Regions from separate parts of the Homo sapiens genome. Here region 1 is linked to region 2. A link is a loop called in an ENCODE intact Hi-C map of the cell type or tissue named here. Cell type or tissue: breast epithelium. All regions are shown on one strand. Each heading gives the region's core, and the rest is flanking DNA. Links, peaks and the distances in the headings are about the cores only.

Region 1 (16,035 bases), core at 4,858-12,857, 72 kb after region 2:
CCTGGCATGATGAGGCTGCACTGCTGGAGTGGCTGTGAATAATGAATGCCTCTTTCCTTTCAGATCACTTTCAGGAAAGATCACCTTGAGGCCTGCCTCCTTTCCCTGGGTTGTGATGTGATGGCAAGAGAATGCAGCAACTTTGAGACCTACTCCATGTGCTATGAGCATGTGTTGCATCATGCTAGGCAGAGGCTCAGCCAGAAAGAGCAAGTAGGTTCCCAGAGAGAGAAGAACTGCAGTGGGGAATGGGCATGGGCAGGGAGGCTCAGGAGGCACTCAGAAGAGAAAAGTAAAACTGAGGGGGTTGGGATACATACAGTGGTTCTTATGCCAGAACTGAGGGTGAATGGTACCCTCAAATCTCTCTACTCATTGGCTCAATCATTCTCCTGGGCTCTGGTATTCTCAGTTGCACACTAGGTTATGTGCTTGGGAAGTGTCCAGTGGAGAATACGAAAGGTGAGCAACAAAGGGGCTGGCCCTGCAGGGGAAGGTACATAGCTGTCCTTTCCACCCTCAGCAAACACAAGGCACCGTGCGCTGTTCCTGGTCTGGGAAAGAAGCCAGGATCCTTGAGTAAACTCTCTCTTCAGGATGCATGTCATGGGTCAGTCTCACTGGGAGACTTCCTTAAAATATGAGCCTGCTGGTGGGATGGAAGAGTCAGTCCTCCTGCCCTGGGCTGCCCACTATTGTGAAGGTAGATTGCATCAGAGATTTAGTGTGATTTTAGTTTATACCTTAGAAAAGTTCAAAAGTCTAAACCACTAGCCAAAACACCAAATGAAGCATTGAAATGATGAACAACGAGCCTTGGAGCCACCCCTATTTTGGGCTATCCCCATTACTCAGTTCTTGGCATCAGTGTGGGTACCTGGAAGTCAATGTTGTCTTTTGAGGCTGTGTTAGGCATCCTGAAGTCCAGTGGGGCAACTCACACAGTCTCAGCTCCAGGCACAGCCTAAGGTTCTCAAAATGGGGCTCCATTAACACAAATAGGAGGTGTTTGGAATGTGTTGTACTGACCTGAGCCATGGTTGGAAGACTAAATGTTAGAGTTTGGTTGTGTACTGCTTTCTCCTGCCCAGGAATTAGATGCTACACAAAGAGGCCAGGGTCCACCTGAAGACAGTGCTGGCCAGGTAGGTCATTTCCTATTAAAAGGTTCTCTTCTCCATTTCTCACATCCACACTCTCAGGGCTAGCCAGCTATGGGATGCCTTAGAGTCATTTGCTTGTGTCACCTGTAGAAGTCCCGTCAGTGAAGGTCCACTGCAGGAACACCAAGGAGTGTGCTTTCACTTTTGGTGAGCAACCCTCCTTAGGGTGCATTTTTTTTTCTTGAGTTTTTTGGTCGCTTTTGTTATTTTGTACTGGTTTTGTTTTGTTCTGTTTTTGTTGTTACTTTGGGGAGTTTTGTTGTTGTTTCTTGTTTTCTTTTGATGCCAGTTAAGGTGCATTCCAGGCCAGACGCGGTGGCTCACGCCTGTAATCCCAGCACTTTGGGAGGCTGAGGTGGGTGGATCACCTGAGGTCGGAAGTTCCAGACCAACCTGACCAACATGGAGAAACCCCGTCTCTACTAAAAATACAAAATTAGCCAAGTGTGGTGGAGCATGCCTGTAATCCCAGGTACTCGGGAGGCTGAGGCAGGAGCATTGCCTGAACCCGGGAGGTGGAGGTTGCGGTGAGCCAAGATCGCTCCAGCCTGGGCAACAAGGGCAAAACTCTGTCTCAGACTAAATAAATAAATAAAATAAAATGCATTCCAAAAAAGAAAAGGGATGTTTGGGCTGAGGTGTCAAGGGGAGGCCAGTTTGGAAATGGAGGCCAAGACAGTTGAAGTATTTTTCTCTAACTGAAAAGGGCCTATGTAGTGGCTTTTCTGGGGTCACTTATTCACCAGTCAGTGTCTGGCACTGTTCTGGGACCTTTGAATTGTCCTTAAATTCTTCTGCCCACATTTATTTAGCAGAATGTTCACTCTCTTCATTAGGTTTAAAATAGAAGTGAAATTCAATACTGATCTATAAGAAACTATTTTGTAGTAGCAGTTTGAAACTCCTAAATTGTTTTTCTCACACACACACACACACACACACACACACACACACACACACACATTTTCTCATGCTTCTAGATTGCAGAGCTCAGTCATGATATGATCATGGAAATCACCACTCTGAGAGCCCAACTCACAGACTTGGAAGAAGTGAATCTGAATCTCAAGAAGCAGATTAGAAAAGAAGTCCAAGAAGAATATGAAGCATTAGTCCGAGCTTTGTTTGAGACCTGTTTACACATAAAAGTAAGTGTCCCGTGTTGAACATCTGGGCCACCCATTGGGTAGCCGAGTGTAACGGATTCCCATGGTGGCTGCACACCCAGGGATCGATGACAGAATAATGGGCTTTGTAGTAACAAGAGATTGTTAGGCCCAAGAATTTTCTAGCTCTAAGCTTTCACTGCAGAAAGAGAGTCAGCAATGGGTTGTCATTAACCACGATAGACACTGAATTTGGGGATAATATAGAAGTCTATCTTTTACCCTCTATTGACAGTTGCTATTGTCACTGTCTGATTGCTGTTGGGAGGACAGAGTGTTCTGCTCCCCACAGTCCCTCACCTCCCCAGTTTCTATCACCATTTTATCTGTTAGTGTGACTTTCCAGACTACAGTGCCTGGGCCAGGCCGGACCTTACGTAGGTAGCAGCAGGTGCCTCTGGAGAACTCCCTGGACACATTCAGAATTTGAATCAGCTTCCACATTTTTTTCCAACCCTCAAAATGCCTGCCAGCCTCACTCTCACATTCAATGTCAGCAAACTGCTGACCTGTCAGCAAAGACCCATTGCAGAAGTGATGGGGTACGCATGCACCCGCAGCACTGTGGAAGCCAATCGCTTTCATGTGATGTTTGCACAGCCATAAGATAGATGCCCCAAGCCTAAAATGGGCCATCAGGGAGACTGGTCCAGCTGACTCACCAGTGTGAATTTCAGTGCAACCTACCACCTGCAAGTCCACAGCTTCCCCCAACCCTGTCCCCTTCCCTGCTATTGGATACACCCCAAAGCCAGCCCCGTTTGGGTCCTTGAGTCTCTCCCCAGGGATTGCAGAATGGCCCTGAGGGTTGTTAGGTTAACAGGAGCTTCCACCAGTACTCACCTTGGCCTGGTCATTCCAGCGAGAATTTCCTCTTACTTGCAGTGTAAATGCTTACACATATTAAGGGATCGAACCCAAAATGTATTAGGTCTGGTGCTGCAGGAGAAGGATGGGCAGACAGTGACAGCTGGAATTTGCTAAGCCATCTTTCAGGTGTGAGATTGTTGAGAAATGTCTTAAGTTCCTTTTAGCTTCTGCCAGATTCCCAGTTAAAAAGTAGATTCTCTCTGTTTCCCAGGCTGAAGTAGTTCCACCAAGCCTCCTACAGTAGGGAATCCCTGTTATATTCCAGGGTCCCACGAAGTTGCTAAAGCTTGTGTTGTGTGGCCAGAGCCAGGCTTCCCTCCGTGGCTCCCAGCTGGGCACCCTCCTCCTGCCTTCCTCTCCAGGGAAGTGGTTTAGAAGTGAGAGGACACCCCTACCCTACCTCTCACCCCAGAGACACTGGGTGTCTTAGTCTGCTCAGGCTGCCATAACAAAATATGATAGGCTGCACAGCTTAAACAACAGAAAGTATATTTCTCACAGTTCTGGAAGCCAGAAGTCTGAGATCAGGGTGCCAGTGTGGTCTGCTTCTGGCTGAGGGCATGCTTCCTGGCTTGCAGGTGGCTGCCTTCTCACTGTCCTCACATGGGAGAGAGGGAGAAAAAGAAAGGTCTCTCTCTCTCCCTCTTCCTATAAGGCCACAGTCTATTGCAATAGAGCCTCACCCTTATATCCTCATTTTAATCTTAATTACCTCCTAAAGATCCTATCTCTAGATACTGTCACATTGCTGGTTAGGGTTTCAACATATGAATCTGAGGAAGACACAATTCAGTCCATAGCACTGGGTCTTCAGTCGTACTTACCATTGATCAGGCTGTTTCCTCACAAGCCATTTAGCCAGAAGCCATTCAGAACGGAATATTTCCTAATGGGGTTTCTGCTAGATCCTAAATAGGAAGGCAGCCAGCCTGACTCCCTCCTCCACTTTATCTATATTTAACAGAGCTCCTCAGGAGTGGCTCATCTACAGTGTCTTGTCTGCTCACATTCTACTGTGAGTCAACATAGCAGCAAAAATCTTTGGTTCAGCTTCCCAAGTAACTCTTACCAGGGGCAGTTTGGTCAGCAGGTTTTCTACCTGTGTGACCTTCCACTATCCTCCTGGCTCAGCTTGCCTTGGTGTTGACAAGGAAGGCACAATCTAAGATGTGCTGGTGTCCAGAAGATGAAGCCCTGTGAATAAAAGACAGCACTCAGGGGGCTGCTAAGTGTGACTTCCTTATAGTACATGTCAGAATAATTGTCTGAGGAGGTGATATCTTAATGTGAAATTACTTACAAAAGTTAAGTTGTAGAAGGCAAAATGGCTTTTCTTCAACTACCCTTCACACTACCCAAATCCATTTTACTTCCTTGACTTGATTCTGCAATTTGCAGGAGAAGCTGGATGATAATCAGCTTAATTTGATCCAGAAAGTGTGTGAGCTCATCGGTGAAGTGAGAACAGAAGGGATTGACAATATGAAGGACCTAAAGAAAAAATGGTGCTCTGCCAGCCCCGATGAAGGAATGAAAGAAAACCCAGCCAAAGTATGTGATTTCATTTAGCAATGGGATATCAGCGTTTCATCCTAGCATCTGACTCTACCATTCACCCTGTTAGCATTCCAGCCTGATTTCCCTGAGAAAGCATTGCATCAGGCATTTTAAAGGGGGCACAGGGACGCACTGCACAATTGTGTCATCTTCTGGAAGGCATGTTTCTGATGTTAGGGTTTGTGCCCTTCCTATGAAAATGTTGGGGGCAGCCTTTCCTGAAAATGAGCCTTCTTAGCAGGAACAGCTGTGGGCCTTGGAGCAGGACAACTGCAGCCTGGCCAACCTGGTGTGCAAAGTGAGGAGCCTGGGCCGCTGGAGGCTGGCTGTGCAGCAGGCGTGCTTCCAGGCCCAGCTGAGCAGGACAGAGAAGGTGAGCTCTGGTGGGGGAGACCCAGACAGTCCCCAGGATGGCTGATCCCAAGCCTCCATGGCTGCAGCTGCCATGGTGTCACTGTAGCTGTGAGTGGCACTGGTGTCAGGTGGTAGGGCCAACCATCCTGAAGGACCCGACGGTTGGCGATTTTTCCTGGGAACAGGCCATGTGAGAACTTCAGGAGAAACAGAAAGGGGGCAGAAGCAAAGGGGGCAACAAAAAACAGATCAGAGAATTCAGCATAAGGGAAGGAAGTGAAAAGATGGAGGAAAGGCTTCACCAAGGCCTTGAGGCTGCTTTGTCAAAATACCGCATATCTTTGGGTTTCATACATGAGTATCTGAGGAAAATGAAGTCACAAAATAATAAGTGAGAAATCTGCTTTAAGGTAAATTGAGTCCAAAGCTCATATTGATAGCTATTTGGAAACTTTCACATCCTGTTTCTGAAAGTATTTACTCTCATATGTTACCCTCTTCTGAATTAAAATCATGGAAGCAGGCTGGACATGGTGGCTCATGCCTGTAATCCCAGCACTTTGAGAGACCAAGGTGGGCAGATCACCTGAGGTCAGGAGTTTGAGAGCAGCCTGGCCAACATGATGAAGCCCAATCTCTACTAAAAATACAAAAAAATTAGCCGGGTGTGGTGGTGGGCACCTGTAGTCTCAGCTACTCAGGAGGCTGAGGCAGGAGAATTGCTTGAACCTGGGAGGTAGAGGTTGCAGTGAGCCAAGATTGTACCACTGTACTCCAGGCTGGGTTGACAGAGAAAGACTCCATCTCTAAATAAATAAATAATAAAATAAAATAAAATCATGGAAGCAGTGACTAGCAGGAGCTCCCTTCTACCGGAAGTTTGAAAGAAGAATGGATGGGAAAGTGGTTTAGATACTGCTTTTGAAACTAAACATCTGGAAAGGAAACCTATTTCCTATCTTACTGTGTTTGGGATATTTACAGGAATCTATTCAAAGTAAAAAAGAGTATTTGCGCATCAAGCTGATGGCAGAGCGAGAAGTGGGTTTATTTCGTCAGCAGGTCCTGGCTCTCAGGCAGGCCCTGGCCAGGGCACAGGCTGACAGCGCGAGGATGTGGAAGCAGCAGGACAGCCAGGTATCTGAACCTCAGAGCCTCTTCCTCATTCCCTTTGCAGTTAACTCTGCAAAGCTGAACGTGGCCACCACACTTGGTGCTGTGGCTGTCAGGAGCAGTCACCAGAGCACCACAGCCTGAAGCCACACAGATGGCACAGCCAGGAAAAGATAGCCTGGACTTGGGCTTCCCTTCTCCTCCCTCCTCTCCAGCCCAGAAACCAAGGGCGGTGGCCAAAAGGCTATTGTTCTTACTCATGTGGCTGAGAAAATATTACTCCTAAGCAAGATCATTATCACATACGTGTGTGTGTGTGTGTGTGTGTGTGTCCATTTCTCTGAGGATCTTTTTGCTAGAGGCTGTCCTGGGATCCTGGGATCTAGGCCTCTGCCTTGAACACAGGCTTTCATGGGGCAAGCACGCTTCCAGTTGACAACAATCCTTGGCAAGTAGAGTGTGGTCCAGCCTTGTAGTATTATCCCCCATGCGAGACTGTATCCTTTCCCAGTGATCCATACTGTGTCTCACTTTCAGAAGTTACTGCTGCGCGATAGGGGCCGGCACCAAAATAAAGGCATTCTAAGCCTAAGCATTTCCTTACTGTGCCAACCCTCTGGGCATGAATGAAGCAGGGGGACTCTAGGTTTAGAGTGAGAACAGCTGAGTTAAAGTAACAGCCTGGGAAAGCTAGGCGTATTTAAAGCATGAAATTTAATTTGTTCATCTTGGACCCTAATTCCTCCATGATTCTGCATCAGATGAGTTAACTATGTAAAGTACATTATAAACTGTAAAGTCATCATACAGATATGAATAATAATTAAGTATTGACCATCTAGTACTTAGGATAATACTTATTAGAAAAACTTTGGAACAGAACGAAATTATTTCTACCCTTATCCTTCTTTAACTATCTAGAGTCTGACTTCCCCAGATTTTTGGAAGGGAAAACAGAGCCTAAATCAGAACCTCCTTTCTTCGCCCATTGTGTGTATGGCATGGCCCCATCTCCTTGGTGTTAAACGCTTCCACGGCTACCTCCTGACAAAGGCTCCACGACAATGTAAATGTTGTTTGTGCTAGATATGATTATCTGGTTAGTAAGCTAACATACATATTATCAAATCTGGGTATTAAAAGACCAAATTATTTGCCCTGGCACTGCTGTACAGTGGCGTGATCGCATGCCTGGCTTTTGGTGTCTGTTCTGCTTCCCTCTGACTGTCACTGCAGGGCTCACAGTGTAAACGCCAGGCTAGGCTAGATCCTGGTGCTCTGGCTAGCACAGGACAGAATCATTGGGCCGCATTTTCTAGAGCCCAGGAATACACCATGTAGTTGTGTCCCTGAGCCCCAAAGGAGGGGATGGTTATTATGCTTTCCAACCTCTTCCCCCCTTCTGCTGGGAAGAAAGGCTCCCTGCCTTCTCCTTTCTTTTGGCGTTTTCCTGCCACAGGCTCAACTGCTGAAGGAGTTAGAACATAGAGTGACCCAGGAAGCTCTCACCCAGCAGCAGCTGCATTTTATGAAAACATCCAGGATGGAGAAGCTCTTGGAAGATGTGGGGCAAAAAGAACAGCAACTGCAGCTCCTTAGCAAAGAGGCTGAGAGGGCTTCTAAGCTGGGCCAACTGCAGCAGAAAAAAATGAAGAGGGACCTCCACCAGGTAAACCTCAGTAAGAGGGAGTGTCCAACCAGAGTGCACCTGGTGCCCCAGCGAGGGCTGCTGCATCCTTCCCCTGCGTGCCCATGCCTCTCTCCTGTCCCCCACAACAGTATTTCTCAACCTCTGTCACTTATAGGCAGCCCAGGAGAATGGTAGCAACTCTCCCCACAGTGTCTCCCCACACCACAGGGATTGCTGGGCAGGCCATGGTGGCTTGGCTGCCTCAGGGCTCAGAATCTCAGCACCCCTGTAACCTACTGGAAAAACCTGTTTCTACCCAGCTCTCATCTTTGAACTAGGAATCTTTTAGAAAATTCCAAGCAGTAACCTGGAAAAGCAGCAAGTGTTAATGGAGGCTATGACAAGAAGATTTTATTCAAGTGTTTCAGGAACTGCAGAGACAAAAATGAAAGGCAAAAGTGGTTTGCAGATCCAATGTATTTTGTTAACTACACCTAACAACAAAGAAATAGAAGAGAATAATACTAGAATGTAGATGTGGATTAATACAAGTTTCAACAAAGCAGAAAACAATGTAATTCAATAAAAAAGGAAAAAGTAATTTCCAAAGCAGGCACCTCACACATATCCATTGAATGAGCAAATCACTGAACTCATTCATCAGAGATAGAAGGAGATGGAAATTGAAAGACAAATTATTGGTCAAGTGTTTCTTTTTTTTTTTTCTTTTTTTGAGACAGAGTCTCACTCTGTCACCCAGACTGGAGTGCAGTGGCGTAATCTTGGCTCACTGCAACCTCCACCTCCCAGATTCAAGTGATTCTCCCACCTCAGCCTCCTTTGTAGCTGGGGCTACAGGCATGAGCCACTATGCCCAGCTAATTTTTGTATTTTTAGTAGAGACGGGGTTTTACCACGTTGGCCAGGCTGGTCTCGAACTCCTGATCTCAGGTGATCCGCCTGCCTTGGCCTCCCAAAGTGCTGGGATTACAGGCGTGAGCCACCGCACCCGGCCCCTGGTCAATTAAGTGCTCAAGGAAGAGATCAATAAGGAGAATTCTATCTACAAAAATGACAAAAAAAGATTAAAATTTGAATTGAGTTAAAGAAAATATATAGAAATGGGGGGAGAAAATGAGTAGCTTTAGAATAAAAATTAGAATTTCATATTTATTGCCTGAAAAGTAAACAAAAATATGACTCAACCTATAAGAAAACTTTGGCATCCCAATTTTGTGTTACAAATCATGCTTTTCTAAAAGCCACCACAAAAACAGGGAAGTTCGTAGATTCATTTCTTCAAGGTTTTCTCTAGTTAATTATTTGTTTCATGGCAGATATTCTAGAGGTGGTCAAAACAAATATTTTGAGGTTTCTCTCAACAAATGTGCACTTTACCATATGTACGTATAAGCCATTGGCCCTTTGTAGAGTACACCTCCAGCTCTCCTGACAGCTCAAGTGTCCCTGCGCCTACCTACTCTAAACAGCAATCCTCAGCCAGCAAGACCCGAGCCCCCCACCCTCACCCCCCGGCCCCTTCCAGCCAGAAGTGGCTTCTTTAATCTATCTCCGGCCTCTGACTCCATGGGCAGATAATTCACTGTCTGACCTCGGAGAGCCTCAGTGTCCTAACCTGCTGCCTGCGCCTGGTTGAGGTCACTTATAGTAGGGGTTTCCAACCCCCAGGCTGTGGACCGGCAGGGGTCCATAGCCTGTGAAACTGGGCTGCACAGCAGAAGATGAGCAGTTGGCAGCATAACTGCCTGAGCTCCGCCTCTTGTCAGACCAACGGAGGCCTTTGATTCTCATAGGAGCACAAACCCTATTGTGAACTGCACATGTGAGGGATCTAGGTTGCCTGCTCCTTATGAGAATCTAGCTAGTGCCTGATGATCTGAGGTAGAACAGCTTCATCCTGAAACCATTTGTCCCCACCCGGTGGAAAAACTGTCTTCCATGAAACCGGTACCTGGTGCCAAAAAGGTTGGGGACCAGTGATTTAGAGCACAGGCCCTGGAGTGGAACTGAGTGGTTCATACCGCTGGCCCTCCAGCGGTGTGGCTTTGGGCAAGGTCTGTGGCTTCTCTATGCTTTGATTTCTTCATCATTACAATGGAAACAATGTACTCACTTCACTGAATTTGGGGGATGATTAAATTAGGGAATTAGGTAATTTAAATAAAGCCCTTAAAACCAGGCCTAAAACAGGCATGCCTGTAGTCCCAGCTACTTGGGAGGCTGAGGCAGGAGGATCGCTTGAGCCCAGGAGTTCAAGCCTGCAGTAAACTAAGATTATGCCACTATACTCCAGCCTGGGTGAAAGAGTAAGACCCTGTCTCTAAAAAATAAAATTAAAAAATAAAAAGTAAAAAATTAACAAAAATAAACAGGCCAGGCACGGTGGCTCACTCCTATAATGCCAGCACTTTGGGAGGCCAAGGTGGGAGGATTGCTTGGGCAACATGGTGAAACCCTGTTTCTACAAAAAATACAAAAATTAGCCAGGGATGGTGGTGTGCATCTGTGGTCCCAGCTACTCAGAGGGCTGAGGTGGGAGGACCACTTGAACCTGGTTGCAGTGAGCCAAGATTGTGCCAATGCACTCCAGCCTGCATGACAGAGACTTTGTCTCAAAACAAACAACAGCAAAATCACGGTGTGATACATAGCTCTCAGTAAATGTTGGCTGTTTATATTTTTGTTGGGAATGTGAAGGTAGACAGCCTTGGAAACAGGTAGGTAGACCTGGACTCAAATCCTGGCTGTGTGGCCTTGGGCAAGTCACTTCACCAGCCTCTGTGACATTGGGGTGAGTGACCTAACACAAGGAGGTCCTGAGGAAGCACGCTTCCTTGCTGGTGTTTCTTAGGTTTCCTAGTGCCAGCCTGGCTCAGGAAATCTTGATATGTTTCCTTGGCACCAGCCCGTAGGGAATGAGGATCCTACACAAATCCCTACAGTATGGAGAGGGGCTTTGGACCTACTTTATATTAGGAAGTTTTCCTAACTCTGGAGCTCTGGTAATCTTCTGAAATTTAAACTATGCTTGGGGGCCCCCCGACATAAGGAAGAGCCCACTTTAACATTTAGGGCAATACTATGCAGGGGCCTTCTGGCTGGGTCTGTATAGGCGGAGTGGGATGTACAATACACATGGCTGAATGCTTGAGATTAGCACGTGTATTCATTTCCTAGAGTTACCTTAATAAATTATCACAAACTGGGTGGCTTAATAGAATAAAAACGTATTCCTTCACAGCTCGGGAGGCCAGAAGCCTGAAACTAATGTGCTGGCAAGGCTGGTTCCTTTTGGAGGCTCTGAGGAAGAATCTGTTCCATGTCTCTTCTTAGTCACATTTTGGTCTCTGGCATTCCTCGGCTTGTAGTTACCTCACTCCAATCCTGCCTCTGTCATCATGGAGCCTTCTTCCTATGTGCTCCTCTGAGTTTCTGTATCCTTATCCTATCTTCTTTGTAAGGACAACAGTCATTAGATTCAGGGCTCACCTAAATCCAGTATGACCTCATCCTAACAAGTCCATCTACGAAGACCCTATTTCCAAATAAGGTCACATTCTGAGGTTCCAGGTAGACATGAAATTTGGGGGGTACTCTTCAAACCACTATAGTATATATTACTTTTCTACAAGTAAAAACAATTAGGAGATTATAAATTGAAAAAGCAAAACCACCTGTCATCTGTGCAGATGAGATACACTTTGGACCTGGGCACTGCCTGGCTGGGGAGTGTGGGCTAGCCGTGCACGGGGAGAGCCATATAAGTCAATACAAAGGTTGCTTCTGGAGATGGGCTTGTCAGAACAGGGCATTCCCGGCAGATGCTGAGCTGAGAGCAGAGATTTAGGAGATAGATAAGTCTTTCCTCTGTTTGAAACTGTCCAGGGGCTCTGACAGGTCCTCACTGTAGATGCAGTGGCTAGGCCTCCAAGGCCCTGTGTGCACTGGGCCCTCCCTCCCCTCTTCCTCTACTTATCTGATGAAATAAACATGAAAGATATAACCTTGTGAATAAGTTCCTAGCTATTATAAGGTATAAGGGATTCCACGGACTGTTCCTTTTTGGTTAAGTTCTTGGTCTTCCTGAAGTTCTTGATTCTCAGAAGGCTGAGTTCAGCCTAATCAGGACTTTAAGAGCCAGTTCTCTTTGCAGGGTAGCCTGGGACACCCATTCTCCCTAGGAACCCCCTGTGAACTGAGGAAATGAAAGTGAGCACAAAGAATCTCTGCTTCTCATTTTCCCCTCAGATGAGAAGCCGGCTTGCCCAGGAGCGCAGTGTGAAGCTGGATGCTCTCCAGCGTGCAGAGGAGCTGCAGGGTCAGCTTCACGATGCCCAGCGGTCAGCTGTCCCCATGGGCTCGTCAGGCGGTAAGGATAACCCCTGCTCTGGCTAGAAAACCCTCCCAGTCTCTGGGGTCTGAACTGAGGAGGGTCTCAGAGACTCAGGGGGGACCGAATCAGTAACTATCCAGTGGTTATTGAGTGGGTCCTCCACAATGTTTGTTGAATGACACATAAACGGATAAACCTTAATTCTGATTTACAGTCAAAACTTCCTACTTTAGTACCTTGGAGTACTGACATCCAACACTAAAAGGTTTCAGTCATAAAAAACTGGTCTTGGCTGGACACGGTGGCTCACGCCTGTAATCCCAGCACTTTGGGAGGCCGAGGTGGGCGGATCACGAGGTCAGGAGATTGGGACTATCCTGGCCAATATGGTGAAACCCCGTCTCTACTAAAGATACAAAAATTAGCTGGGTGTGGTGACACACACCTGTAATTCCAGCTACTCAGGAGGCTGAGGCAGGAGAATTGCTTGAACCTGGGAGTTGGAGGTTGCAGTGAGCTGAGATGGTGCCATTGCACTCCAGCCTGATGACAGAGCGAGACTCTGTCACACACACACACACACACACACACACACACACACACACACAAAAAAAAAAAAAAAAAAACTGGTCCCAGAACCAGTTCATTGGATTTTGAGACATCTTAATGCTTGGGGGTTTGGGGTGTCCTTGAAAATAATCAAAATAGCTCTCTGAGCAGTGCAGGCAGCATGGAGCTGAGACCAGACCCCAGGATGTCTCTAAACCAGCTTCCTCCTCTATAAGATGAGGACTAAATACATTCTAAGTTCTCTTCTAGATCTATTAGAAATATCACCAAATATCACTAACCATGATTGGCCTGTTGTTATGATTGGCCATGTCTCTTCTTTCCTGTTCTGTACATAGCCTGATAGTTGAGTATATGGGCTTTGGAGTGAAACAGCCAGAATTCAGGCTCTGGCTCTGTCACTGCTAGCCACATGACCTTAGACAGACCTTAATTAGCCTCTCCGTAAAATGGGAATACTCACCTCAAAGGCTTGCTCTGAGATTAAATGAAATAATTCCTGTCTTGACACCTTAGTATAGTGGCACTTAGTAATTGTGCAAGTGTTGGTTACTATACTTGCATACATGTGTTTAGCCCTTTATCTGTGTTTCCTTTTGGCTACCTTCCAGCGTGAATGAGCTGAGCAAACAGCCTTTCAGGAGCACAGAGTCACAGATGAAATTACTTTGGGTTTACTAAGAGCAGAGCTGGACTTGGCAGTAAAGCTCACAGGGCCCTCCTTCCTGCTTCTGGGTTGCTGCCTGGACCTGACATTGGGAGCTGGTGTCCCCTGCCCCAGCTACTGGTTATTGCTGCTGCCCCAGCCCCAACATAAAGGGCATCAAGAGCACACAAGGGCCCTACTTTGGCACCTGACCCTATGCAGTTCGGTACCTTACACTGTCTTCTCCATGTGCCAGGGGATTTTTTCCTTCTCTCCCTTTCACCTCTGCCTGCAGCTTAGCCAAGCATCTTTCTAATCCCTTCCTGGGATAATGCGTCCTAGTGAACTGCCATCCACATCCTCCAACACCTGCCTATTGTGAAGGAGAACCAGAATGAGGCACGAGGCAGGTGGGGGAGACCCTAATTCCCAGGATTGGGGTGGGAGCAGGAGTGGGAAGCAAACTTCTTTCCCAGGAAGTAGAGGTAGACGTTACTCCCGGGCCTCAGCCCTCTTCTGTTTCCCTGTGCAGGGAGAGGAGGGGTTTGAGGGCACAGTCAGCTATCACCATACTGTTAATGCTAAGCAGTAAAAGTCAGCCATATTCCCACTCCTCCTTCCTCCGCTGTTGCCCAACTGGAGTCTCAAAGTGACCCAGGGGTCTTCTGCAGCAGCAGCCATGGCAGCATTCCTGCCTCCCATGTTGGAAGCATAGGTGCACTCAAAGGGCGAGCTCTCTTTCCTTGCCATTAACGTGATTCCCCTAGGATTTTGCAACTCCTGAGAAATGAAGATTTTTTTCTAAATCAATTATTTTAGACATGCTTAAGAAAAAATGAAATCACTTGGCTCATAAAACTGTAAAATGTTGAGAGGAGGCCTGGCTAAAGGTAGCTTCATCAAGGTTTGACCTAGTTCATGAGGACTGCTTTCACTCTCTCCATCTCTGGCTCTGAGGAGGCTGGGAGCAGAAAGGAAGCAAGGCTCTTTGGAAGCAAGATGGCAGCCACCTCCGTAGCTTCCGTCTCTGTTCATGCTCAGCATGGCAGGAGCAGGGTATGGAGATGGGACAGTCAAAAAGAATTGGGCTCTGCCTGGACTGACTTGGGTCATGTTGCCAATTTTGAACAAATTAGTGGAGCCACAGACTAAGATGTCTGGTTGGCTTAGGCCCAGCTTACCTGCTTCTCCACTGGAGCTGAGGGTTGGGTCAGCTCGCTGTCTCCTCCTCTCTGCAGCAACTGTTTTAAATCTGCCTTGTCTCCTCAGATCTTCATACGCTCCCCCCAACACCTCATCCTTTCATCTCCCACTTCACAGAGAAATTAGAAACCCTCAGACAGGAATGCCATCTTCTCCCTGTCTCCCAGCCTACCTACATCTGTACTCTGCTGCTTCTCCTTCCCTCCTGTGAACATGGAAAGGATGTCCCTTTTCTTCCCCAGGGCAATCCCTATGTAAAGGGCCCATCTGCTGCTACCTTCTCAGGGGCCTTGAACTAGCTGCTTCTTTTCTACATACTTGGATTTCCCATCCATGCATCCCTCTAATCTTGCAACCAACAATTACTTATTGATCATGTATGTGCCAGGATCATAAAATCCACTGTAAAATAGCTCCCCCCGCCCCCACTGCCTTGACAACATATTCCTTCCCCTGCTGCTGGTCTTTCTCTTCCCAGTCAGACTTCTTAAAAGAGCTGCCTATACTCACTTTCGTGATTCACCTCACTTAATTTCTCTCAGGTTTTGCCATTCTCAACTTGTGGCTTCCAAATGTTCCTCACTACCTCATGGTCCAATATGATGCTTACGCTTTCTGGCCAATAGGAAGGAGGAAGGCAACAAAAAGGGCCCACCCCTCCCTTGAAGCTTGAAGAATGCTTCCTGGAAGTCACTTGTGACACTTCTGCGTACATTCCATTGGCCAGCACTTAGCCCCAAGACCACACAAAGGAGACTGTGAAATGTAGTTTTTATTCTAGGATGCCGTGAACAAAAAATGTGAGGTCTATTTCTAAGAAGAGAGGAGAGATTTGCAATTGGGGGCCAAGAATAGGTCTCTGCACCACCACCAGCAATCTGATTTTTCTTACCACCATTTCATTGCAGTTGCTCTTGCCAAGATCACCTTCACTTCTGTCTCCAAGTCCAAAGGACACTGAGTTCTCACTGATTTCATGTCTCAGCAGCATTTGAAACAGCTGACCACACCCTTCTCCTAATTATTCTCCTGGCACTGCTCCTTGTGGTTTTCCTCTTCCTCTGGCTGCTTTTTCTATCTCCTCCTTTTCTAGTTCCTCCTACTGTATCCAACCTCTAAACACTGAAGTTGTTCAGGGATCTTTCTGGCCCCTTCTTCTCTCACCTCACATTGTCTCCAAATAATTGCATATTTCCCACAGCTTTAATCATTGTTTGCTAAGTCTACATCTGCAGCTCAAAACTCTCCTCTGAGCTGTAGACCCCTATATCCAGTGACCCATATGTCCAGTGAATAATGTCTACGTTCACGTGTCTCAGGCTCACAAGTTCAACAGGAATGGAACCCGTCTTCCTATCCTTCTCCCTTCCTACTTTTGGGGTGGGGGAGATGCTCTTTCAGCAAATGGT
Region 2 (16,035 bases), core at 4,478-12,477:
TAAGATCTCATTTAGGGGGACAATAGCATTTAAAAACACCAAGTAACTGAGAAATGAAAGAACCAGGTTGTCCAAGAACTCAGGTGAGATGAAATCACAGGTTCAGCCGCTTCCCGGGTAGAATATGTTGCTTCCAGGTAGAAAAGGGAGTCAGCATGGGTCTAATGGGGTGAGAGCCATGGATCAGAAGTCCAGGTCTCATCTCTTACTTTTCTTCAGACCAGGAAGATGTCACTTAAGTTTTCAGAGCAGCTGTTTCCTTGAAAGGATAACACAAGGTACAAATATAACATGCAGGCAATATCTCAGGCAGCCTTCTTTATTAGCTAGTGACAGAAGCCAGTGCAAACCAGTGAAACTTCTCTCTCATGCCCCATAGGTCCAACCCATTGCTTGAAAGAAAATACCCTTACTAGTAATATATGGTGAGTCTACTCAGTCAGGGGAAGGAATCTTCTTTTGTTCTCACACAATTAACCTTTGACGTGTGGGAGGAGAAACTTCTGTCTTCCTCTTCTTTCCTTCTCTGCTATCTGCTTTTCCCCATAGGGTCCCACCTCTATCCCTGGAGATTCTTGGTACTGGCTCCATGCCAAGGAAGGAAAAAGGTGACTCCAAGGAGGCAACCGGCACCTTTGTTTCGCTAATGCAGATCCCTGCTCAAAATAGAATGCTGAGTGTTAATATCCTAAAAGACTCCACAGAGCAGGGGTGGAATGAGGGGGTTAGGATGATAGAATACAATATCCCAAGATTTCTCAATTTTAGCACTACTAAACTTTGGGGCTGAAGAAATCTTTGTTGTGGGGGACTGTCCTGTGTGTCTTAGGTTCATTAGCAACATTTCTGACTTCTACGCACTAGATACCGGTAGTATTCCAGTACCCCACCCCACACACACTGTTCTATAATCAAAGATGTCCCCAGACATTGTCAAATATCTCCTGGGGGCAAAACCTCCCCCTGCTCTATCCTGTCACACTAGCTAAGCCAAAAACAGAATTTACTGTAAGGATACAGAGATGTTCACAGAAGCCAAGGCAGGAAGTATGGTCAGGCCTTAGGTGATGCTGGGTCTCCAATTGGCAAAAAAAAAACAAAAAAAAAAACCATCTGGAGCCAAGCTATTTTCTGGTTCTTCAAGGGCCTCCTTGGTTGGTGTTTTATATTGCTGTGAAAATAGGGCATCACATTTTTGTTCAGTCAGAATCCACCAATCAGCACAAACTGCCCAAATGCCCTGTGGTCTGGCCGATGCTCTGTGGTCTGTGATTGGTCCTCCAGGTGATGACCTAGAGATGCCGCAAGATAAGGAAGCCTTCTGCATTACCAAGGGAAGGCTTATGCATCCAAAGAACTTGTGTATTGAATTCATATTTATTTTATGTATGTTAATTCCTTAAAGTTGCCACTTTGGAGTGCCATTATAACAACAACATATATAGTGGTCCCTTAGTGTCTGTGGGGGATCAGTTCTAAAATCCTCTCGGTTACCAAAATCCAAGGATGCACAAGTTCCTTATATTACCAAAATCCAAGGATGCACAAGTGCCTTATATAAAATGGCATAGTATTTGCATATAACCTATGCACTCCCTCCCTTATGCTTTAAATCATCTTTAGATTACTTATAATTATACTTAATACAATTTAAATGCTATGTAAATAGTCATTATACTACATTGTTTTTATTTGTATTATTTTAATTTTTGTATTATTACTTTTTATTATTTTGTGTTTTCAAATATTTTTTATCTGCAATTAGTTGAATCCATGGATGCAGAACCCATAGATATGGAAGGTCAACTGGATCAAATATGAGTATAGTTACTTACATTTTAAAAAGCACATTCATGCATATTATCCCTCTTAATATTTGCCATAACCATGTGAGATAGGTGATATCCCCTTTACAGATGAAGAAAGAAAGATTGATAGATATTAAGTTACTTGACAAAGTCTCATAGTTATGGACAAAGTACCAAGTCTCAAGGTGGAAAAATGGCTGTAAAGAATATTTAGATAGCTGTTGGACCCATAGGAAAGAGAGAGAATTGGACAACATTTAGGGGGTGCTCAAAGGAGTGAGTCAGTGAGGGATCCTAAACAAGTGTGGTCAAGAAGGTGAGAAGAGCCAGGTGTGGTGGTGCATGTCTGTAGTCCCAGCTACTCAGTAGGCTGAGGTGGGACAGTTGCTTGAGCTCAGGGGTTCAAAGCTGCAGTGAGCTATAATTGCACCACTGCCATTCAGCCTGAGTGACAGAGTAAGATTCTGACTCCAAAAAAAAAAAAAAAAGTCACTTGGTACACCTTTGATGCCCAGTTAACTATATATGTACTTTGAATAAATAAAAACATTTTGCTTAAAAAAAAAAAAAGAAGGTAAGAGGAAAAACGGGAGAGAGTAGTGTAATGGTAATCAAGAGAAAATAATTTCCAACGCTATGGGGTGGTCACCATAATCAAACTACAGAAAGATCAAGTCCAAAAAGGACAGAAAAGATCCCAGAGCCCTTATAGCTTTCAGTGGAAATATCAAGTCTTGCATAAAAGTTGCATTTCCTATTATTATTGACATTTCTGATCTGATCATGACATCCTGTTCCATCATAATGGTGTCTCTTGATTAGTTGCATATTACATCAAAACAATTTCATATTTTTTGTTGCAGATATTCTCCTACTGCTCTTGTCTTAGCCATCTCTGAGGTGGATGATAACCAAATTGGCAAATTTAGTTTTTACACAAAGGAAGCCATTCTTAAGGTAAACAATTTATTTTTTAAAAGCAAATGAAAGTAAAATAAAGCAATTTGCTCACATATTTCTTTAAGAAGACATAATACTTTATATAAATTTAGCTTCCATATATAAGAAAAGCTTCCAATTTCATAAATAATAATAATGGTTGTTTTAGTCCATTTTCTTTTGCTATAACAAAATACCTGAGACTGGGTAATTTATAAAGAAAAGAAGTTTATTTGGTCCGATGTTGCGGGAAGTCAGGGACCCCAAACGGAGATACCAACTGAAGCCATGGCAGAAGAATGTGGATTGTAAAGATTTCATGGACATTTATTAGTTCCCCAAATTAATACTTTTATAATTTCTTATGCCTGTCTTTACTGCAATCTCTAAACATAAATTGTAAAGATTTCATGGACACTTATCACTTCCCCAATCAATACCCTTGTGATTTCCTATGCCTGTCTTTACTTTAATCTCTTAATCCTGTCAGCTGAGGAGGATGTATGTGGCCTCAGGACCCTGTAATAATTGCATTAACTGCACAAATTGTACAGCATGTGTGTTTGAACAATATGAAATCTGGGCACCTTGAAAAAAGAACAGGATAACAGCAATTGTTCAGGGAATAAGAGAGATAACCTTAAACCCTGACCACCGGTGAGCCGGGCGGAACAGAGCCATATTTCTCTTCTTTCAAAAGCAAATGGGAGAAATATCGCTGAATTCTTTTTCTCAGCAAGGAACATCCCTGGGAAAGAGAATACGTGCCTGGAGGTATAGGCCTATAAATGGCACCCCTAGGTGTGCCCGTCTTTTATGGTCTGTAGTCTGCAGGGGTGAAATAGACCCCAGTCTCCCATGGCGCTCCCAGGCTTATTAGGAAGACGAAATTCCTGCCTAATAATTTTGGTCAGACCAGTTGCTCTCAAAACCCTGTCTCCTGATAAGATGTTATCAATGACAATGGTGCCCGAAACTTCATTAGCAATTTTAATTTCACCCTGGTCCTGTGGTCCTGTGATCTTGCCCTGCCTCCACTTGCGTTGTGATATTCTATTACTTTGTGAAGTATTTGATGTCTGTGACCCACACCTATTCGCACACTCCCTCCCCTTTTGAAAATCCCTAATAAAAACTTGCTGGTTTTTGCGGCTTGTGGGGCATCACGGAACCTACCGACATGTGATATCTCCCCCAGACGCCCAGCTTTAAAATTTATCTCTTCTGTACTCTGTCCCTTTATTTCTCAAGCCAGCTGACATTTAGGGAAAGTAGAAAAGAACCTACGTGACTATCGGGGCAGGTTCCCCGATAGTCCATGATTCTGGAGGCTGGGAAGTCCAAGGACATGGTGGCAGCTTCTGGCAAGAGCTTTTGCACTGCATCATAACATGGCAGAAAAGCAGAAGGGCAAGTGATTACATGCAAAAGAGACTGCAAGAGCAAGCCAAGCTTGCTTTTATAACATCCTGCTCTCTCGAGAAAGAAATCCACTCCCACGATTATGACATTAATCCATTCATGAGGGCTCTAATCTCATGGCCCAATCACCTCCCAACACATGAACTTTTGGGGGACACATTCAAACCATAATGATGGCCTTGCCTTATTTGATGTGCACATTAGCCTGGTTTGAACCATAGAGACTGCAACACCACTTATAATAACTTCTGTTAGGTACTAAAAAAGAAGTTCACATGTAGTGAACAATCTTTGCATAAGGTTTTAAAAATATACATTTGTTATTGGAGCTTTTATCTGGTCTTTCTAAACCTGGTGCTATTTTTTATCTGCTACTTGGATTTCTTTGCTTCTATATGTGTATTTTTAAAATGTCGATCTAATCTTGGCTTACAGGAGCCTGCCACTGAGCACATGTTTGCTAGTTCATCAGAGCCTATTCATCTTTTCCTGACCACTGGTGAAATCTCATGGTGTCCAGCTATAGAGCAAATCAAGCCTGGAGGCTGCCTTCTTGGAATGAAATGCTGCTTAGGGAGAGACCAGATTCAGTCTTATGGCTGAGTAGCAAGCATCCCAGCTCATTTGGGAGTTTGATTCATATATTTACATGTTGAATAAGTGGTGATTTCAACCCTCAACTCACTTCTTTATGCAAGACATTCCTAATATTTTTCATATTTTCTTCCTTTAGCTTTTGCTGCATTCAGGAGTGGAAAATATGCAGGTGACTCTTGCATGCCAAGCTGCTCAGAAAAATGCTTTGATGGCGGCTGTCCAGCAGGTGTACTTCTATTGCACCCCTCAAGGGAGCTGTCCTGCTAATGTCAAGGTCAGCCTGCATGACAGAGAAGCCAGAGGCATCTCATCACCTCCACCAGCTAATGTCAGGCTGCCCCTTTCTTCCTTCCTTTTTTCCCTTCTCCCTTTCTCCCTTTCTTTCTCCCCTGCCCCCTACTTTCTCTTTCCTATCTCTTTATCTTCCTTACTTTCCTTTTTTCTTCCTTTCCTTGTTTCCTGTTTGTGAATCAATGTATGACCAAATCCTTATTGGATTTCTTAATTTTCAGTTATACTTTTTTCTGTATTTCTTATTTTTTGGTTATTGAGACATAATTCATGTGATATAAAACATACCACAGGCTGGGCATGGTGGCTCACACCTGTAATCACAGCACTTTAGGAGGCAGAGGTGGGTGGATCACAAGGTCAGGAGATCGATACCATCCTGGCCAATATGATGAAACCCCATCTCTACTAAAATACAAAAAACTAGCTGGGCATGGTGGCACGTGCCTATAGTCCCAGCTACTCGGGAGGCTAAGGCAGGGGAATTGCTTGAACCCAGAAGGCAGAGTTTGCAGTGAGCTGAGATCGTGCCACTGCACTCCAACCTGGCAACAGAGTGAGACTCCTTCTCAAAACAAACAAACAAACACCATATTATAGTATATAATTCAGTGGTTTTTAGTATATTCACAAGATTGTGCAACCATCATCACTACCTAATTCCAAAACATTTTTATCACTCACTCTCAAAAGAAACGTTGTACCCATTAGCAGTTACTTACTTTTTCTCCCTCCCCTCAGTCCCTAGCAACCACTAATCTACTTTCTGTTTCTATAGATTTGCTTATTCTGGACATTGTATATAAATGGAATCATACAACAGGTGACCTTTGGTGTCTGGATTTTTTCCCTTAGCATAATATTCTCAAAATTTAACTGTGCCGTAGCATGTATCAGTGCTTCATTTCTTCATTGCTAAATAATATTTTATTATATGGATATACCACATTTGTTTCTACTTTTTGGCATTAGGAATAATGCCACCATGAACATTTATCTATAGGGTTTTTTTGTTTTGTTTTGTTTCATCTTGTTTGAGACAGAGTCTTGCTCTGTCGCCCAGGCTGGAGTGCAATGGTGCCATCTCGGCTCACTGCAACCTCCACCTCCCAGGTTCAAGCGATTCTCCTGTCTTAGCCTCCTGAGTAGCTGGCACTACAGGTGCATACCACCACGCCTGGCTACTGTTTTGTATTTTTAGTAGAGACAGGGTTTCACCGTATTAGCCAGGATGGTCTCAATCTCCTGACCTCGTGATCTGCCCGCCTCAGCCTCCCAAGGAGCTGGAATTACAGGTGTGAGCCACCACGCCTGGCCTACGTATAGGTTTTTATGAGGACATATATTTTTAAATCTTCTTGGGTATATACCTAGCAATTGGATTGCTCAGATTATATGGTAACTTTATATTTTACATTTTGAGGAACCACCAAACTGTTTTTCAAAGTAGCTGCGCTTTTTACATTCCCATCAGCAATGTATGAGGGTTCCAATGTCTCCACATTTTTGTCAACACTTGTTATTGTTTTTTTATTTTAGCTGTTCTAGTAGAAGTAAAGTAGTATCTCATTTTGGTTTTGACTTGGATTTCCCTATTTACTAAGACCTTAAGCATCTTTTCATTTGCTGACTTGACCATTTATGTGTCTTCTTTAGAGAAATGTCTATTTAAATCCTTTGCCTTTCTATAAAATTTGATGTTTTGGTTTTTTATTGATGAGTTGTAAGAGTTCTTTAGATATCCTGAATACAAGTCCCTTATAAGGCATATGATTTGCAAATATATTCTACGGATTGTCTTATGATCTCCATTTATCTGTTATTTCATTACTTGTACTTTTGGCATCATATTTAAGAAACCATTGCCTAATCCAAAGTTATGAAAACACTCTTATATTTTCTTCTAAGAGATTTATGGTTTTAACTCTTACATTTAGGTCTAGGGTCCATTTATACTTAATTGTGCTATATAATGGGAAGTAGGGATCCAACTTTATTCTTTTCATGCGGCTAATCAGTTTTCCCAGAACCACTTGTTGAAAAGACTCATCTTTCCTCATTAAATTGTCCTGGAACCCTTGCAAAAAAAAACACTTGACCATAAATGTTAAGAATGTATAACTGGACTCTCAATTCTATTCCATTAATCTAAATGCCTGTTCTTATGCCAGTACTACTATGTTTTGATTACTGTAGCTTTGTAGAAAGTTTGAAATTATGAAGCATAATCCCTCCAAATTTGTTTTTCTTTTTCAAGTTTGCTTTAGCTATTTTGAGTCCCTTGCATTTTCATATGAATTTTAGTGTCAGCTTGTCAATTTTGGGGGCTTTAAAAAGAGTAAGTTGGAGTTTTGACAGGGATTGCAGCAAACCTATAGATTGAGTAGTATTGCCATTTTATTTTATTTTAGTAGGATTGCCATTTTAACAATATTATGTCTTCCAATTCTTGAGCATGGGATGGCTTTCTATTTATAGACACACCTTGGAGATGTTGTAGGTTTGGTTCCAGACGGTTCCATGCAAATTTTTTGGTTTCTGAGTGCATATAAAAGTTATGTTTATATTACACTGTAGCCAATTAAGTGTGTAATACCATTTTGTCTTAAAAAAACCCAATGTACATATACCTTAATTAAATATACATTATTCACTTGCAGACCAAAGAATATTAAGTTATAAAAAAAGAAAAAATATATATTTTTACTAAAAACTGCTAATAATCATTTGAGCCTTTAGTGAGTTGTAATCTTTTTGCTGGTGGAGGGTCTTACCTTGATATGGAAGGCTGCTGACCGATTAGGGTGGTGGTTGCTGAAGGTTGGGGGCCAGGGGTCTCTGGCAATTTCTTAAAATAAGACAAAATAAAGTTTTCCACATTAATTGACTCTACTTTTCATGAAAAGTTTCTCTTTGGCATGTAATACTGTTTGATAGCATTTTACCTACAGTAAAACTTTTTCAAAACTGAAGTTAATTCTCTCAAACTGTGCTTTATGTAATATTCTAAATCCTTAGCTGTCATTTCAACAATGTTCACAGCATCTTCACCAGGAGTAGATTCCATCTCAAGAAACCGCTTTCTTTCTTAGCTCATCCATAAGAAGTACCTCCTCATTTGTTTAAGTTTTATCACGAGAATGCAGCAATTCAGTTACATCTTCAGGTTCCACTTCTAATTCTAGTTCTTTTGCTATTTCTGCCACATCTGCAGTGACTTCCTCCACTGAAGTCTTGAACTCCTCAAAGTCCTCCATGAGGGTTGGAATTAACTTCTTCCAAATTCCTGTTAAAGTGGATATTTTGACCTCCTCTCATGAATCATGAATGTTCTTAATGATATCTAGAATGATAAATCTTCCAGAAGGTTTTCAATTTACTTTACCCAGATCCATTATGCAGGGGTGTCCAAATCTTTGGCTTCTCTGGGCCACATTGGAAGAATTGTCATGGGCCACACATAAAATACACTAACACTACTGATAGCTGATGAGCTTTAAAAAAAATTGCAAAAAAACTGCAAAATAAATGCAAAAAAACATGCAAAAATAATGTTTTAAGAAAGTTTACAAATTTGTGTTGGACTGCATTCAAAGCCATTCTAGGCCTCATGCAGCCTGTGGGCCATGGGTTGGACAAACTTACATTAGAGTAATTACTATCTATGGCAGTTATAGTCTTATGGAATGTATTTCTTAATAATGACTTCACAATACGACACAGAAACACAAGACATACTCCTTGATCCATGGGCTGTAGAATGGATGTTGTGTTAGCAGGCATAGAAACATTAATCTCTTTGTACATTTCCATTAGAGCTCTTGGGCACTGTCAATGTACAGTAATGTTTTGAAAGGAATCTCTTTTTCTGAACAGTGGGTCTCAACAGTGGGCTTAAGATGTTCAGTAAACTATGCTGTAAAGAGATGTGGTGTCATCCAGGCTTTGTTATTCCATTTGCAGAGCACAGGCAGGATAGATTTAGCATAATTCTTAAGAGTCCTAGGATTTGGGGAATGGTAAATGAGCATTTGCTTCCACTTCAAGTCACCAATAGCATTAATCTCTAACAAAAGAGTCAACCTGTCCTTTGAAGATTTGAAGCCAGGCATTGACTTCTCCTCTCTAGCTATAAAAATACCGGATGGCATCTTCTTTCAGTGGAAGACTGGTTTGTCTACATTGAAAATCTATTGTTTAATGTAGCCACCTCTATCAATTATCTTAGCTAGATGTTCTGGATAACTTGCTGCAACTTCTACATCAGCATTTACCACACTTCACCTTACACTTCTTTGTTATGGAGATGGCTTCTTTCCTTAACCCTCATGAACCAGTCTCTGCTAGTTTCAAACTTTTCTCTCATCCTTCAAGGAATTGGAGAGAGTTAGGACCTTGCTTTGGATTAGCCTTGGGCTTCAGGGAATTTTGTGGTTGATTTGATCTTCTATCCAGACCACTAAAACTTTTTCCATATCAATAATAAGGCTATTTTCCTTTCTTATCGTTCTTGTATGCATTAGAGTAACGCTTTTAATTTCCTTCAAAAACTTTTCCTTTGCGTTCACAACTTGGCTGTTTTGCACCAGAGGCTTAGCTTTTGGCCTATTCCAGCTTTTGACATGCCTTCCTTGCTAAGCTTAATCATATTTAGCTTTTGATTGCAAGTGAGAGTCGTGTGACTCTGCTTCTCACTTAAACACTTAGAGGCCACTGTAGAGTTATTAATTGGCCTAATTTCAATAGGGTGTCTCAGGGAATAGGGAGATCCAAGGAGAGGTAGGGAGACAGGGGAATGGCCAGTCGGTGAAGCAGTGAGAACACACACGTTTATTAAGTTCATCTTCTTATTTGGTGTGGTTCATGGCACCCCAAAACATTTACAATAGTAACATCAAAGATCGCTGATGTCGGATCACCATAATAGACATAATAATGAAAAAGTTTGAAATATTGTATATTGTATGAATTACAAAAATGTGACAGAGACATGAAGTAAGCATATGCTATTGGTGCCAATAATTTGTTCAATGCAGGGTTGCCACAAACATTCAACTTGTAAAAAACACAATATCTGCATTAAGCTGAGTGCAAGAAAATGAGGTATGCCTTTATTTAGTTCTTCTTCAACTTCTTTCAACAATATTTTATAGTCCTCAGGGTACAACTTTTATCCTTTTTTGTTACATATTAATTCCAAAATATTTCATTCCTTTTAACATGATTATAAATTGAATTGTTTTTCTTAGCTTCATTTTCAGAGTGTTCATTACTAGTATATTAGAATACAAATTGACTTTTGTATATTGATCTTGTATCCTGCAATCTTACAAAGCCAGTTTGTTGGTTCTACTAATTTACAGGTGTGTGTTTGTGTGTATGTATGTGTGTGTTCGTAGTATTTCTTAGGATTTTCTATATACAAGATTATGTTATCTGCAAGTAGAGATAGTTTTACTTCTTCCTTTCCAATCTTTATGCCTTTTATTTCTTTTCTTGCCTAATTGCTCTGGCTAGACCCTCCAATACAAGATTGAGTAGAAGTAGTGACAGTAGATATTATTGTATTATTCCTACTCTTAGGGGAAAACCGTCAACCTTTCACCATTAAGTGTGATATTAGCATTAGTTTTTCATAAATACCTCTTATCCGGTTGAGGACATTCCCTTCTATTCTAAGTTTGTTGAATGTTTTTATTGTGAAGGGGTTGGATTTTATCTACATATACTTTTTTTTTGTATTTTGTTTTTTTTCACTTAACAGTATATCTTGGTTATCACTCCAAATCAGTTCATAGAGGTTTTCCCTTTTTTGCAACTGTATAATTCTCTTTTGTGTATATACTAGTGAATGTAACTTACATGTAAAATTAAATATGGTTTTAAGAAATCAACTTTCCAGATGGTTTCAAACATTCTTTAAGCCTCATGGATTCTACTCAGCTCACCACATTAACCCCTTATCACATTTATCTACCTCTATTTACCCATTTCTACTCTCTCTTTTTTTTTTTTTTTCAGAGATAGGGTCTCACTCTGGCACCCAGACTAGAGTGTAGTGGTGTGACCATAGCTCACTACAGCCTCGTATTCCTGGGCTCAATTGATCTTCCCACCTCAGTCTTTCGAGTAGCTGGGACCACAGGTGTGTGCCACCATGTCCTGCCAATTTTTAAATTTTTTCTAGAGATAGGATCTCGCTATGTTGCCCAGGCTGGTCTCAAACTCCTGGCCTTGAGCAATCTTCCCTCCTTGGCTTCCCAAAGCAGTGGGATTATAGGCATGAGCCACCATACCTGGCCTGTACTCTTCATATTAATAGGAAAGTACAAATTTATGGGTATGGCAACAATATTGAATGCTAAATACTTCTACTGCCAAATACTCTGTCCCATAGAAATCACCTGCTGCAAAAAACAGGGATAGAGTGAGTTATATAGATTTTTAAAAATACAACCCCCCAAAATCTTAATTCAGTGCCTATTGTAAGTTAGGCTCATAAGATAATACTGAGGTACAATTCCTGACCCTGATGAACCTCTAGGCTGGTGTGTTTAAGGGGGGTAGGCCCACAAGTGGCTCAAAGACAAAGGCACAGAGAGGTTCAACAAGCCATACAAAAGGAGATTAAAGAAATGAGAATACACATCTGGGAAAACAGGAAGGGCAGCACAGAGAGGGGGCATTTGGGAAAACCCTGAAGGATGAGTTTTTTGGCAGGCAGAGATGACCACTTGATCATTCTGAGTAGAGGAAAGACCCTTCAGATACCCAGGCATGGGAGACAGAAAGGGCAAATGGGGACCAGGAAAAAACGAGAAGCCCAACTTGATAACCACTTATGATTTTCATACACAGTTGACATAGAGAATCCTTTACTCAGTCAATTTGATCTTATAAAGAATACCAGTATATAAAACAGATGTAAGTGGGGCTGTTCTGGTTGAAGTGAAGGTTAAGAGCTTATAAGTCACTTCCTAAGATCAATCCAAGGAGCACATGTTAAAAGATACTGGACAGGAGCACAGGACAGGGGTGGAAGGTGGGAAAGTGATAGCCTGGAAAGACCTGCAGCATTGGGAAGGGTAGGGAGGCATTAGGGTAACAGCCTGGGAAGGTGGGCTAGGACTATAATGTGGGTGCCCTGAAAGAACCGGCCCAGGTGTCATCTCCCTAGAGAGCCTTTTCCTAGTCTCTCAGATCACTAGTTACTATATTTTCTACATATAAAATCATTTGTAGTTCAATTATGTTTTCCACATTATACTGACTATAAGGACGGCTCCTTGTATATTTTTTTGTCTTTGTGTCTGCCTAGTAGACAGACACAAAGACAAGTAGGAAATACCATTCATTGAATGATTGCTGAATTCACACTTATTGGAGATTTAAAATGCTGTAGACAGACACAAAGGCAAATAATAAGTACCGTTTGTTGAGTGATTGCTGAATTCACACTTAAAAGTGTTTGAGCTAAGGAAGGACCTGACCTGAGATTCTCATTAGGAATATTCACTGCATTTGACAGGTTAAAGGGGAGAAAGGTAAGTTAGGGAGACCAAAAGGCGAGAAGATGTGAAGTCCTGAGCCATGGGTGCAGCTGTGGGGATGAGCGGGAGGGATGGGTGTGAGCAGCATTGTTGGAATGCATGCAGCACACAGGCTTGGGGTGAGATTGAAGATTCCTACCAGGTTGCCACCCTCAAATGCACACCCTTCAAACGTATCTTACACCTGCTACCATGCTTCTCTCCAGCCACAGAGTGTGAAGTGTTCCTCTTCCCAGTCAAGTTCAATGCCTCCCACCAACATTCTCAATCCATTTCCTTTTCTGAGGCCTTGATTCATTGGTTATCTTCTTTCCCTACTGCACTTCCAGTGTTTTTCTCCATTACCTCTTTCCACTTACAGGTACTTCCCACATTCCACTTAAGTGCAGGCTAGATTGTTTTCATCCTCTCCAGAAAGCTTAACTGAATCCTATGTGCTTCTCTGGCCAGTACCCTAATTATGACCTTTCTTTCTTATTCAGGTTTATTGAAAGGATGTTCTTTAACCCCCTAGCTCTATATCCTTTCATTGTAATATAGCTTGCTCTTCCACTACACCCCTGAAACTGCTCTCACTAGAGTCAGCAATGACCTCTCAATTGTTAAATCCAGAGAACATTATTAAGATGTTATATTTGACTACTTTCCTTCATTTAATGCTCTTGGTCACTCCCTTGTCCTCAATACTCTTCTTCCTCTGCTTCTGTGACTCCGTTCTCTCCTGGATCTCTTCTACATCTTTGATTCTTCCTTCTCAATTTCCTGGAGTTGGGGGCCTCTTCTCTACCCATCTCTATCATGATGGTGTTTTCCTGGATCTTCTTTTTAGAACTCCTATTCTCTCCTTTCATATTCTCCCTTGGTGATCTCATCGACTCTTGAGGTTTAAAACCTCCAATATACTGTCAACTTTCAAATCTACATCTCTTCATGGAACCTCTCTCCCAAGCCCCAAACTAGAGTATCTAAATGCTTCACAGATAGTGTTTGGATATCCCACAAACACCTCAACTCGGTATCAAAAGGCAACTCATTCTTCTCCCATCTAATTCTCTAGTATTTCTATTCTTGGTTAAGGTAGCACCACCTGAGTAGTAACACAGGATTTTTTTTTTTTTTTGAGATGGAGTTTTGCTTGTGTCGCCCAGGCTGGGGTGCAATGGTGCAATCTTGGCTTACTGCAACCTCTGCCTCCCAGGTACAAGTGATCCTCCAGCTTCAGCCTCCCAAGTAGCTGGAATTACAGGCGCATGTCACCATGTCAGGCTAATTTTTGTATTTTTAGTAGAGATGGGGTTTTGCCATGTCAGCCAGGCTCATCTCGAACTCCTGACCTCAGGTGATCCACCTGTCTTGGCCTCCCAAAGTGCTGGGATTACAGGCATGAGCCACTGTGCCCAGCCGTCAGAAAGGATTAAAATGTGGGTATTGTCCTCAACTCCTCTGGCTTTCTTACTTTAGATCAATCAAGCACTACCTCTTGCCAATATCACACTCTACATATTTATTGAATATGGCCCCTCTTCTCCATCCTCACTGCCTTAGTTCAAATTCTCATTATCTCACTTGTGTGACTATAATGGCCTTCTAAGTGGCCTCCATCCCTCTGGGTCCATGCCTTGCACCACTACCTCTGCCCTCAACCATATCTATCCTCCACACAGTGACCAGAGAAACTATGCCTCCTTGATTAAATCCCTTCAGTGGCTTCTTGTAGATCAAAGAGCAAAACTCAACCTCCTTAGCTAGGCATGCAAGACCTTCACTTCCTGACCCCAGCCCTCTATTCTGTCACTTCTCCTGCCCTCTATTTGAAGTATCCTAAACATTTGGTGCTATTTCATGTCTCTCTGCTTCTACTCATATTTCTCAGAAAATTTTAACCTTACTTTACCACATCCCACCCTCCCATTTTATTTTTTTGCCTCCAAGATTCAACTCAGTCATTGTATCTTCTAGGATGTGTTTATGACTCTTGACTAAAATGCATTTTGTGACTACTTCATTATAAAATGGTATACTGTAATACACACACACATTGCTTCTCTTACAAGTGTGAAACAACAAGAGGACTGATGACATCATAAGGGGAAATAAATGATGGAGACAATGAAAGAGTGCAGGGGAAGAAAGGGAAGGGAGTAAGAAAGGAAAGAGATGGAGAACAAATTGTGCACTGCCACCAAAGCCAAAGGAAGAGAACATTTCAAGAAGGAAAAAGTCACCAAAGATGTACAGATGACAAATAAGCAGAAAAGATGTTCAACACTGTTAGTCGTTAGCAAAATGCAAACTGAAACCCTATTGAGAAACCTCTACATGCCCTTTAGAATGGTTAAAATGTAAAAGACTGACCATCTGAGTGTTGGCTAAGTTGTGGAGGACCCGGGCCTCTCACACACTGCTAATGGCAATGCAAAATGGTGCAACCACCTTGGAAAACAGTTTGGCAGTTTCTTAAAAAAATTGAAGATATACTTACCATATGATCCAGCCATTCCTCTCCTAGGTATTTAACCAAGAGAAATGAAAGCACATGTCTATACAAACATTTTTACACAATATGTTTATAGCAGTTTTATTCATAATAGCCAAGAACTGGAAAGAATCCAAATGCCCATCAACAAGTGAATGGATAAACAAATTGTAGTGTATCCATACGACAGAATAGTACTACTCAGCAACACAAAGAAGTAAAATATTTATATCCACAATAATATGAAGACAAAAAAGGGCATATAATGCATGATTCCATGGATATTAAATTCTAGGAAATGCATTCTCATCTATAGTTGCAGAAAGCCAAGCAGTGATTGCTTAAGGAAGTGGTAAGGTGGGAAGGGTGGCTATGGTCATAATTTGATTGTGATGATGGTTACACAGTTGAGTACATATGCCAAAGCTAATCCAATTGAATGCTTTAAATATGTGTTGTTTCCTGAATGTCAATTATGTATCAATAAAGCTATTATTTTTAGAAGAAGAAGAAGGAATCCAATAGATTTGAATGTAGAGAGAAAATTCGGAGGGTAGGGATTAAAATGAGGCCACAAAAACTTCTTGCTGACTCTGAGAGCAGTTCTGCTAATGAAGTCAGAGTGAAAGCTAGAGTGCCAGAGTAAAGGAGCAAGAAGAGGCTGATAGATGTGTAGAAGGAGTGTGTGTTTATTGCTCTTGTATTAGTCTGCTAGGGCTGCCATAACAAAATACCATGGACTAAGAGGTAGAAATTTATTTTCTCCCAGTTCTGGAGGCTGGAGGTCTGAGATCAGGGTGCCAGCATGGTTGTTTTCTGGTGAGGGCTCTCTTTCTGGCTTGTACATGGCTGCCTTACACTGTGTGTTCACACTAAAGGATGGACAGGTGGGAAGCAAGTGAAGGAGAGCCCCGGTGTCTATTCCTCTTTTATAAGTGCAGCGCCATGTCAG

What was found. Peaks named below come from ENCODE experiments on the same cell type or tissue, not always from the same donor. Only the 100,000 strongest peaks of a DNase experiment are listed, where the experiment ranks them.
Region 1: it touches region 2 in a loop (23-fold over the local background); 1 of 110 quality-filtered maps calls a loop at or near these places.

Annotation. Positions count from the first base shown.
Region 1 is chr6:109,336,305-109,352,339 of GRCh38, forward strand. It overlaps the pseudogene CCDC162P. Among named protein-coding and RNA genes, the nearest start is that of CD164, 38 kb to the right of the region's middle. In breast epithelium, for the core only: no CTCF peak of the experiment used is centred there; a DNase peak (open chromatin) is centred at 8,083; H3K27ac peaks cover 1,762 bases.
Region 2 is chr6:109,265,137-109,281,171 of GRCh38, forward strand. LOC124901374 (a long non-coding RNA gene) reads right to left here and starts at 1,367. Exons shown (of 2, transcript XR_007059701.1): 1 at 1,008-1,367; 2 at 304-656. It also overlaps the pseudogene CCDC162P. In breast epithelium, for the core only: no CTCF peak of the experiment used is centred there; no DNase peak of the experiment used is centred there.